Regions from separate parts of the Homo sapiens genome. Here region 2 is linked to region 1. A link is a contact called in ENCODE Hi-C data. All regions are on one chromosome and are shown on one strand. Each heading gives the region's core, a stretch centred on a gene start or an enhancer-like site at or near the end of the contact. The rest is flanking DNA. Distances are from core to core; before and after follow the strand shown. Region 1 holds the start of ZNF141 (zinc finger protein 141). Region 2 holds the start of MAEA (macrophage erythroblast attacher, E3 ubiquitin ligase).

What was found. A loop is a pair of places that touch in the nucleus more often than their neighbours do. Pooled maps may share reads with other maps.
Region 2: a pooled map shows a loop between it and region 1 (14-fold over the local background). The contact joins the promoter of MAEA here to the promoter of ZNF141 in region 1. A Hi-C loop is called at or near these places in 2 of 37 single-sample maps with no recorded cell type and 6 of 50 pooled maps.

What each region holds. Positions count from the first base shown.
Region 1 is chr4:335,666-339,925 of GRCh38, reverse strand. ZNF141 (zinc finger protein 141) reads right to left here and starts at 2,112. Exons shown (of 4, transcript NM_003441.4): 1 at 1,940-2,112. The coding sequence starts at 1,942. RefSeq lists enhancers at 2,263-2,362, 1,407-2,367, 2,473-2,988 and silencers at 3,003-3,112, 3,343-3,402.
Region 2 is chr4:1,287,486-1,291,745 of GRCh38, reverse strand. It overlaps MAEA (macrophage erythroblast attacher, E3 ubiquitin ligase), which reads right to left and starts at 1,855. Exons shown (of 9, transcript NM_001017405.3): 1 at 1,764-1,855. The coding sequence starts at 1,832. It overlaps LOC105374347 (a long non-coding RNA gene), which reads left to right and starts at 2,175. Exons shown (of 3, transcript XR_925046.3): 1 at 2,175-2,861. LOC105374346 (a long non-coding RNA gene) reads right to left here and starts at 4,143. Exons shown (of 2, transcript XR_925043.3): 1 at 4,023-4,143; 2 at 3,452-3,720. RefSeq lists silencers at 274-456, 1,545-1,824, 1,925-2,334.

The sequences.
Region 1 (4,260 bases), core at 863-3,362:
TCATCCGGGTTTCCTAATTGGTAATATTCAAAGGGAAAATAAACTTCCCACAGCTTCAGGACAGGAGGTAGATTTGATATGTGAAGGCAGGTACCTGCTGAAGGCAGCCTCCTACTCTGCTACAGAAATTGCGGAATAGGTTATATATTCTTGCTATGCACATTTCAAAGCAATAGTTTCCATGTCCTAAAGACAATTTTGAGTCAAAAAAGACAAATCACCTAGTTAACAGATTAAAATGAGTTATATATATTTCAAAGAAGCAGAGAAAATATTTAAATATAAAAGTTTTCAAACTAAATGCTTTAAGGGAGAAGAGTAAAAATTCTTTCCTCATTCTAAAGAGAAAGCATTAAGCCTCTTCTGATTTGTATTTGGTCCTACAACAGGCAGGTCTAAAGGCATGGTCTTGAACTCACTAACGTTGAATTCTTGTAGCACATGAGGGATGCACTTGAGCAAACTGTGTGCACAGGAAAGAGGATTTGTGGGGAAGAAAAGAGCAGAAGAAAGGTGCTATCAAGAGCCTTGAGTGGGGGCAAGGCAGGATTGACGAAAGGACTGGTTTGTGCTACAAGTTCAGGCCCAGGCAGGGCTAAGCTCTAACTGATTCCTGAGCCCATAAAGGCAGAGGAGATTAGGATCAGGTGGTCCAAAAGCCTGGGTGGGTGAAGAAAACAGATTCCTGCTACAGATCTGGGGTTAAAATGAACCAGGAGTCTTCTGGGCACTGTGTGTGTTCTTGGGAGAAAAACCTAGGAGCAAAGCTGCCATGGGCACAATTCCTGAGGGTAGAACCCTGTCCTGGGACAAGTGTGGCCGTGCGAATGCCCAATGGGCGGGCTCAGGAGTGGGTTAGCATTGGGTGGGGGCTGGCAGCAGGGTGCAGGGAAGGGATGTTTCTCAGAACTCCTTTCCTCCAAGTTCTCAGCGCCCTCTCTCCCCGGGAGGAGACCTGGAGGAACAGAACAGTGCGCAGCAGGACAGTGCATGTGCAGAACCCGGCTGGTCTCCCGCGGACACCTGCGACTCCCTCCAGCCCAGGCTCAGCCATGTCTTTCTTCTGACAGGAAACGTGAGGAGTTTGCTCAACACCAGTCAATGCTCCGACCCCAACGGGCTGTCCAACAACTCACTAACGACACCACCCGGAGTCAGCACAGACCCCACAAGCTCAGCGCTCTTCCCGCAGCTGCCCCCCTGCAGACGCCAGTCCCTGCCTCTGGACACCCGTCTTCATTTCTGAACACCTGTCTACAAACCAGGGGCCCACACCCTCCTCAAGTTCAATAATATGACAGAACTACTCACAGAACTCAGCGAAGCGCTGTGCGCGCCCACACTAGCGTATTCTAAAAGATGCCACTCAGGAACAGCCACGCGGAGGAGGCGCACAGGGCAAGGAGACTGGTGGGCAAGTTGGAGCGGGCGGGTGATTTGCTTCGCTTCCTCACACACCTCACAAAAGCTTTTCCTTCAAGACCCGCTGGCAGCCCCCAAACCACGAGCCACGGCCGGCGCTGTCCCATTAATGAGTCCCCATTTGCTCACATGAACTCTGTTTTGATGGGGCCTCGATCTCATTCCGAACAGGGTAAAGCAGGGACGGGATCCCCAGACCACAGCTTCTCCCACAGCTCCTCCCACGCCGGCATCGCGCACGCCGCGCGGGCGGCTTCCAGATAAGCTACTCCTCACCCCACAGCCTGGGGAAGGTGCGGGGCTGCGGGCGCAGAGCTGCACAAGGAGGGCTGCAGGCTGGGCCAGAGCCGCTGTGCGGGGACCGACAGGAGCCCAGGTCCCTCACCGGAGGGTACTGAGGCCCCAGGGCTGAGCGGCGGCAGCGGGGACTCCGTTCGCAGACTCGGTCCCGCCGCCATTTCCCGCCAGCTCCGATGAGACCTCCTCAGCCTTGGGACGCCCTGCCCCGCACACTCACCATTTCCCCACTTCTGAAGTATTCGGGAGTCTTAGCTACCAATCATCCAATACCCGCAGGTCACAGAGCGACGGAGGCTGAGCTGTGGCCGAATCACCAAGGCCTCCCACAACTGAGAACGCAGAGAGATGAAGCCCCTAACCCGCGGTCTGGTAGTAGCCAGACGCAAAGACCCGCGCCACATCCCGGAAGCCACCGCCTCCTCTCTGGCTGCGTGCCTGATTGGGCAGTTTTCACTCCAGTGCGCTGATTGGATACGGCTCCAATCTCCCCGCCATCAGACCTTGAGTGACAGAAGTTGCAACCACATACTCCACGGAATGTGGCGAGAGTGACAGCCGGGGGGCCTCCAGGCAGTTTCAGGCGGGGCTTTCTCTTCGTGCTTGGCCTGGCACAGCCCAGGGGTCATTTTTTAACCTTGTGATGTGTAAGGTGACGTCCATTTAGAAATTATACACGCACGCACACACACAGACATATACGCGCGCGCGCACACACAGACGCGCGCACGTACGCAGTCTCACATAAACATACAAAAGTCACAGACACACACACACACACACGCACGCACCCACGCACGCACAGCCCATCCTTCCTCCAAGGCTCGCGAATCATCTCTCCACAAATCCTGCCTTCGGGGCCGCAGCCTGCAGGCCGACCTCAGTCCGTCCTCACAGAGCCTAGTTGGGTGCACAGCTCTCCCTGACGCGCGAGGAGCAGGTTCACGGGAGTCGGTCGCGCATCCCCAGCGCCCTGCGGGCCTCGCACCGGCTGTGGCGGTGACCCCGGTGAGGAGGGCTTTGGTGCGGGTCACCGTTGCTGAGGACACCCTCCTCCCCCGGAAGCGCGGTCCTGGGGGTCTGGGGGGCGGGTCCCTGACCGCTGTAAACAATAGGTCGGTGGTGTCCACGCAGCAGGCAGCAAATTCTCAGGAAGTGAGCGTCCCGTCTTTGGCTTCACCTTCGTGTCTGTAGAATGGGGGTGAGGGGACTCAGGACTCGGAGCGCTGTCGGGCGGGGCGAGGTGGGCTGAGAGTGTGTCTCCCTCCCCAAGCTCACCCGGAGCTGTGCGGGGCGGGACCGCCCCAGGACCCTCGGTTCCCAGGAGCTCCTGGGGGCCCCGCCGCCCCCACCCCAGGCCGCGCTGCGCAGCCCCAGTCCCCGCCGGCCCCACCGCGCGGTCGCTTTGAGGTCGGCCGGGGTCTGCCCGGCGATGGCGACGCTGCAGCCGCTGGAGCCGGGGCCACCGGGGATCTCGGCGGGACCTGGCGGCAGCGAGGACGCGGACCCTGGAGAGATGGGAGGGGCGCGCCCCGAGCCCGAGCCCCACCCGGACCCGGCTGCCGTCGGCCTAGCCAGGGCCGGGGCGGACACCGTCGAGGACGAAGCCGGGCCCGCGCCCCTGGGCGACCCGTTGAGCCGCGGAGCCCCGCGGGGTGGAGCCGGGCCAGGCCCATCCGCTCCGGGCGCGGGCAGCTGGCGTCGCGGGTGGGTCAGAACCCAGGACACGCCCAGGAGTCCGACCTCATGGCGCTGCAGGGCCTGGGGAGTGGGGGCTGGGGACAGCGCCAGGGCCAACCCGACGCCAGCACCCCCGGCAGACCCCAGGAGCCGCCTGTGAAGAGACTGGATAGGTGCATTAAGCGATCAGAAAAGTCACTGGCTGGCCCTGTTGATGAGCAGAACGCTTTCAGAGAAGTGTATGCTCACGCAGTGCTTGGACAGCATTCGCGTAGTTTGACACTTGTCTGCTTGGGCGGATAGATGCTCACACACATAAGTTTGTTTTGTAGTTATGCAGGATTGCACTGTGGCTAAGTACACAGACTCTGGGTGCACATCCCAGCTGCTCTGCTATTTCCAGCTGTGTGACCATGGGGAAGTTACTTGCCTGTGCTCAGTGTCCTCTGTAAAGTGAAGATAGCAGTACCTGCCTCATGGAGTCCCTTAAGTGAGTTAATAGTGTAACATGTTATGGCGTCATGCACACAGTCACCATCGGTAAATATAGTCTATTATGCCTGAACCCCAGAGGAGCACATGTCCTTGAAAAGTCTAAAATTCAGGACTCTAAAATCCAGACTGTGAGACCCTGGAATCCTCCAGCAGCATTCTAACGTCTCTTGGCAATTGTATGCTGCTTCCCAGGGCTGGAAGGTGTATTTGTATTAATACAGTGAAATAATACGGCCACTTGACCACCTAGTTCATCCCTATAGTAGGCAAATAAGGTGATGTCAAATCCTTGGCTGGGGCCCAGTCCTGGTAATCTTCCCTTCTCTCTTTCCTGCATACTCTCTCATTCAGATTCATACATGCCCT
Region 2 (4,260 bases), core at 606-3,105, 950 kb before region 1:
GGAGACCTTCCATCTCCCTTCCTAGTTCCTTCAATACACAATGAAAGGATTTCTGGAAACTTTTCCTATCTAGTGTTTCCCACATTCACCAGCCAGTACCAGAAGTGACAAACCACCACGGTTCTGATCTTCAAACCTTCTTGTGTGTTAGCTGAAATGACAGGCCTGGAGGTGCACTGCGTGAGACAAAGTGGTCAGTGGTTAGGACTCCCTACTAATATCACCACAATGTCCTTGTATAGACTTCTCTCAGCTGCAGGGTCTCCATCTCTAAACCAACAGAGATCCACCAATGTCACTGAGTATTAAAAACCAACCACCTACATCTTGGAGGGATCTAGCAAGAGGCTAGACCTTTGGTAACGTCAGCAACATTGCCCTCCCTTCCTTGATCAAAAGAAGTGCTGGACACACAAGCACCATGAAACCCCACTGCGAAACCATTAGTGTGGCGGGCGCGTGGCTCACACCTGTCAGCCCAGCGCTTTGGGAGGTCAAAAGGCAGGAGGATCGCTTAAGTCCTGGAATCCAAAACCACCCTAGGCAACAGTGAAACCCCGTTTCTTTTTAAAAATATGAAATAAACCGCTAGTTAATAAAGAGGAGGAGAAGCTTGCTTCTGCTTTCCTATGAAGACCAGCTACAGCAGGGTACAGCCTGACTTCAGCAGCGCTAACTGTAGCAGGGACCTTTTAATGAATGCTAGGCACTGTTTGAAACAATACGTGGTCACTCATTTCACCCTGAGGTGACACAGGCGCTACCACTGCTTAAACCTGACAAGAATAAACAGTCACCAACCGGGCCCTGATGTCTCCCAGTAAGGACGAATACAGAGAAGCCTGATTCACACCCCAGCAGGATGGCTCACAGCCTGTGCTCTTCAGCCCTTCGCTGAACTGCCCTGGGGCTGGGGGAACGCACAGCAACCTGGCCATACTGCATCCTCCACACCTGTCGCCACACCGTCCGTCCTCAGACGGACGTGAACACCAGGGCGCTCTGGGAGGAGAGAGAAACTACGCAGCTCTCCAGGAAGGCAACACAGAACCACGAAGCTCAGCCGCAGCTCTAGGAAAGCTATGACCTTGATCTTTTAAGGAATTCCTTCCCAGGTGCTTCATATCAAATCCTCTACTAACTAGGTAAAGAACAAGTATCGGCTCCTTCTACTAGGAGCACAAATTTCATTCTAAGAAGTGCGACGTGGCTAGGTGACCACCCAAGGTCACGCAACCGGCAGCCGGACGGCAAGAGCTGTATTTCAGGTTTGGTGACGCCCATCAAAAAGGTCGCTGGGTGCCATCAGGCCGTGAGGTTTCTCCCTACAGTTCCTAACTAGCGACCGGCGCAGCCGGCACCTCCCAGCCCTGGGCTCCCGGGAGGGCGGCCGGGCACTGGCTGGGCACGCCGCGCACTCCGTCTGCCTGGGCGCCAGAGACCCCACGCCCCGCAAACTCCGGCTTCCACCCCAGCCCCAAATTCGCCACCCTTAGCGCTGCCAGAGTCGTCGCTGGCTCGGCTCACGCAGCTCTTCAAGCAGAGGGGCCACAGTCGGGCGCCTGGCAGGGCCAAAGCCGCCGCCCCCGCCACACCTGCCCGGCGCGGACCGGGCGCCCCTGAGAAGCCCGCACGGCCCCGCGAGGCCGCGCCCAGCTCCCGCCGCCCTCGCCGCTGGCCCTCCCGGGGCGGCCCCTCGCGGCCCGAGGGCACTGGCTGGAGACGCCTTCGCTGCCCTCAGCCTGCGCGGCGCAGGCGCCCACCTTGAGGGTCGGGTACTCCTGGACCTTCAGGGTCATGGACAACTGAGCCGCCGACTCCTGCACCGCCATCTTGAAGCGGCCAAAACATTAGCGGGCGGGGGACGCGCGAGCGCGCTGCACGCCGGGAAATGACGCCACGCGCCGGCCGGAGCAGGATGGGGGCGGGCCGATGCCCCTGCACCAATCGTATCCGCCCAGTCGGCCGGAGGCGGAAGAAGGCGCGAACCAATCACTGCCGGGTTTCCTCTCGTTCAGCCAATCAACGATAGCCCCGGCTGGCGGTTTCCACCTTGAATTCGCTACCGGGTTCAGGCCGCAGACGCCGGAGCTGGGGATGCTCCTGGCCCGGGGCGGGCCGATGGGGTGCGGGCTGCGGCCCGGGCGGGTGGAGCTGGGGCCGAGCGGGCTGGGGGACTTGGCGTCCGTCCAGTTACTTGGGGCTCCCGCGGGGTGGTCCCCTGTGGGTCCCTCGTGCCTGCGGTACCAAGGGCAACGCCAACAAAACGCCTGGCCGCATGCGCCTGTAGCCAGCTATTTTTCTTTGGCCTTATTTTGACCGATTTACAGCTGCTGGAATCCTGATGTGGAACCTCCGACTTCCCAACGGAAGAGGAAAGGCCCAGTACCTAAAACTGATTTATGGACAGAAACTCCCGAAGCATGAGAAGCGTGTGGCCTCTCCGCCCTCTCCTTGCAGGGCGGGCAGCGCTGGCATCCAGGTCGTGCGCTGCCTTCATTTCAGCCACTTCACATTCTCAGCCTTTCAAACACCACCCGTCTCCCTCCTTTCCAAAATAAAACTGAAATTAGATTTTATTAATTAGGAAATGACGTCCCAATTAAACCACCTTGTGTTTCACATAACACATTTCTAAACAACTTTTAAAATATTTGGTGTTTAAACAAAGGAAAAACATCTAAGGTGACACAGCGATGAAGGGAGAACCTCCGCTTGGAGGCTGCTACATGTTACAGCCGCAAGACATCCGACCCGCACTGTGGAATCTTTCTCTGTCTTACTTAAACAGGAGTTGGGACTAAGGAAAGTGTTATTCCTCAAGTGTGTGGCTGCAGACTCCAGTCTTTTAGACATTTGAAGTAAGTTTTACAGTGAGGTGCACAAATCTTAACTATACAGCTTTAATGAATTTTCACCCATATTTGCACTTTTATCTAACCGTGTCCTGGTTGAGATTTAGGACATTTCCCGTGGCACAGAAAGCTCCTCTGCCCCTTCCCGGGCTATATCCCCATCATTCTAACCCTGCTCCCCGTAACAGCGTTCCTGACCTTCCTATAGAGATGGAAGCATGCACTCTGTACTCTTTGCGTCCTTTCACGGTTCGCATCGTGTCTGCCACTCTCCGGGATGGTCCCAGTAGTACACAGGAGCACTGCAGCAGTTGGATGGACTGCACTCCTCTTAGAGACTGCCTTCACTTCACCAGGGATTCAAGATTAACCCAAAGGAAAGGACACGGGTTTCATTTCCATGGTAAAATGATCCTATCCTAGTACCATCTACAGTCAGAAATACTTAGGAATTATAAGGCAGAGGTTTGCACGTTGGAGAGGTTGTTTAACCCTCTACAACCTTTGAGTCATTCATTCTAGGTTTTCTTATGTTGGAAGATAAAACTGTATTTGAATTAGTCCTTTTGTAAACCAAAAAGTGTCTGAGACAGATCTCAATCAGTTTAGAAGTTTATGTTGCCAAGGTTAAGGATCATGACCAGTGACACAGCCTCAAGAGGTCCTCAGAACACATGCCCAAGGTGGTTGGGTTACAGCTTGATTTTATACGTTTTAAGGAGATGTAGGCATCAATCAGTACATGTGAGATTTACATTGGTCCGAAAAGGCAGGACAACACAAAGCACAGCGGGGCTTCCAGCTCACAGGTGGATTCAAAGATTTTCTGATTGGCATTTGGTTGAAAGAGTGCTTATCTAAAGATCTGGAATCGAGAGAAAGGAGCATCTGGGTTAAAAGGGGTTGTGGAGACCAACGTTCTTATTACATAGATGAAGCCTCATAGGTGGCCACCATTAGAAGCAATAGATGGCAAATGTTTCATATCTAGATCTTAAAAAGCTGCTAGACTTGGCCGGGTGCTGTGGCTCACGCCTGTAATCCCAGCACTTTGGGAGGCCGAGGCGGGCGGATCACGAGGTCAGAGATCAAGACTATCCTGGCCAACATGGTAAAACCCTGTCTCTACTAAAAATACAAAAATTAGCTGGATGTGGTGGCACTCACCTGTAGTCCCAGGTACTTGGGAGGCTGAGGCAGGAGAATCACTTGAACCTGGGAGGCAGAGGTTGCAGTAAGCCAAGATCACACCACTGCACTCCAGCCTGGGTGACACAGCGAGACTCCTAAAAAAAAAAAAAAAAAAAAAAAAAAACAAGAGCTGCTAGACTCTCAGTTAACCATTAACTTCTTCAGAATCAGAAAAGACCCGGAAAGGAAGGGCAAGGGATTCCCTACAGAATGT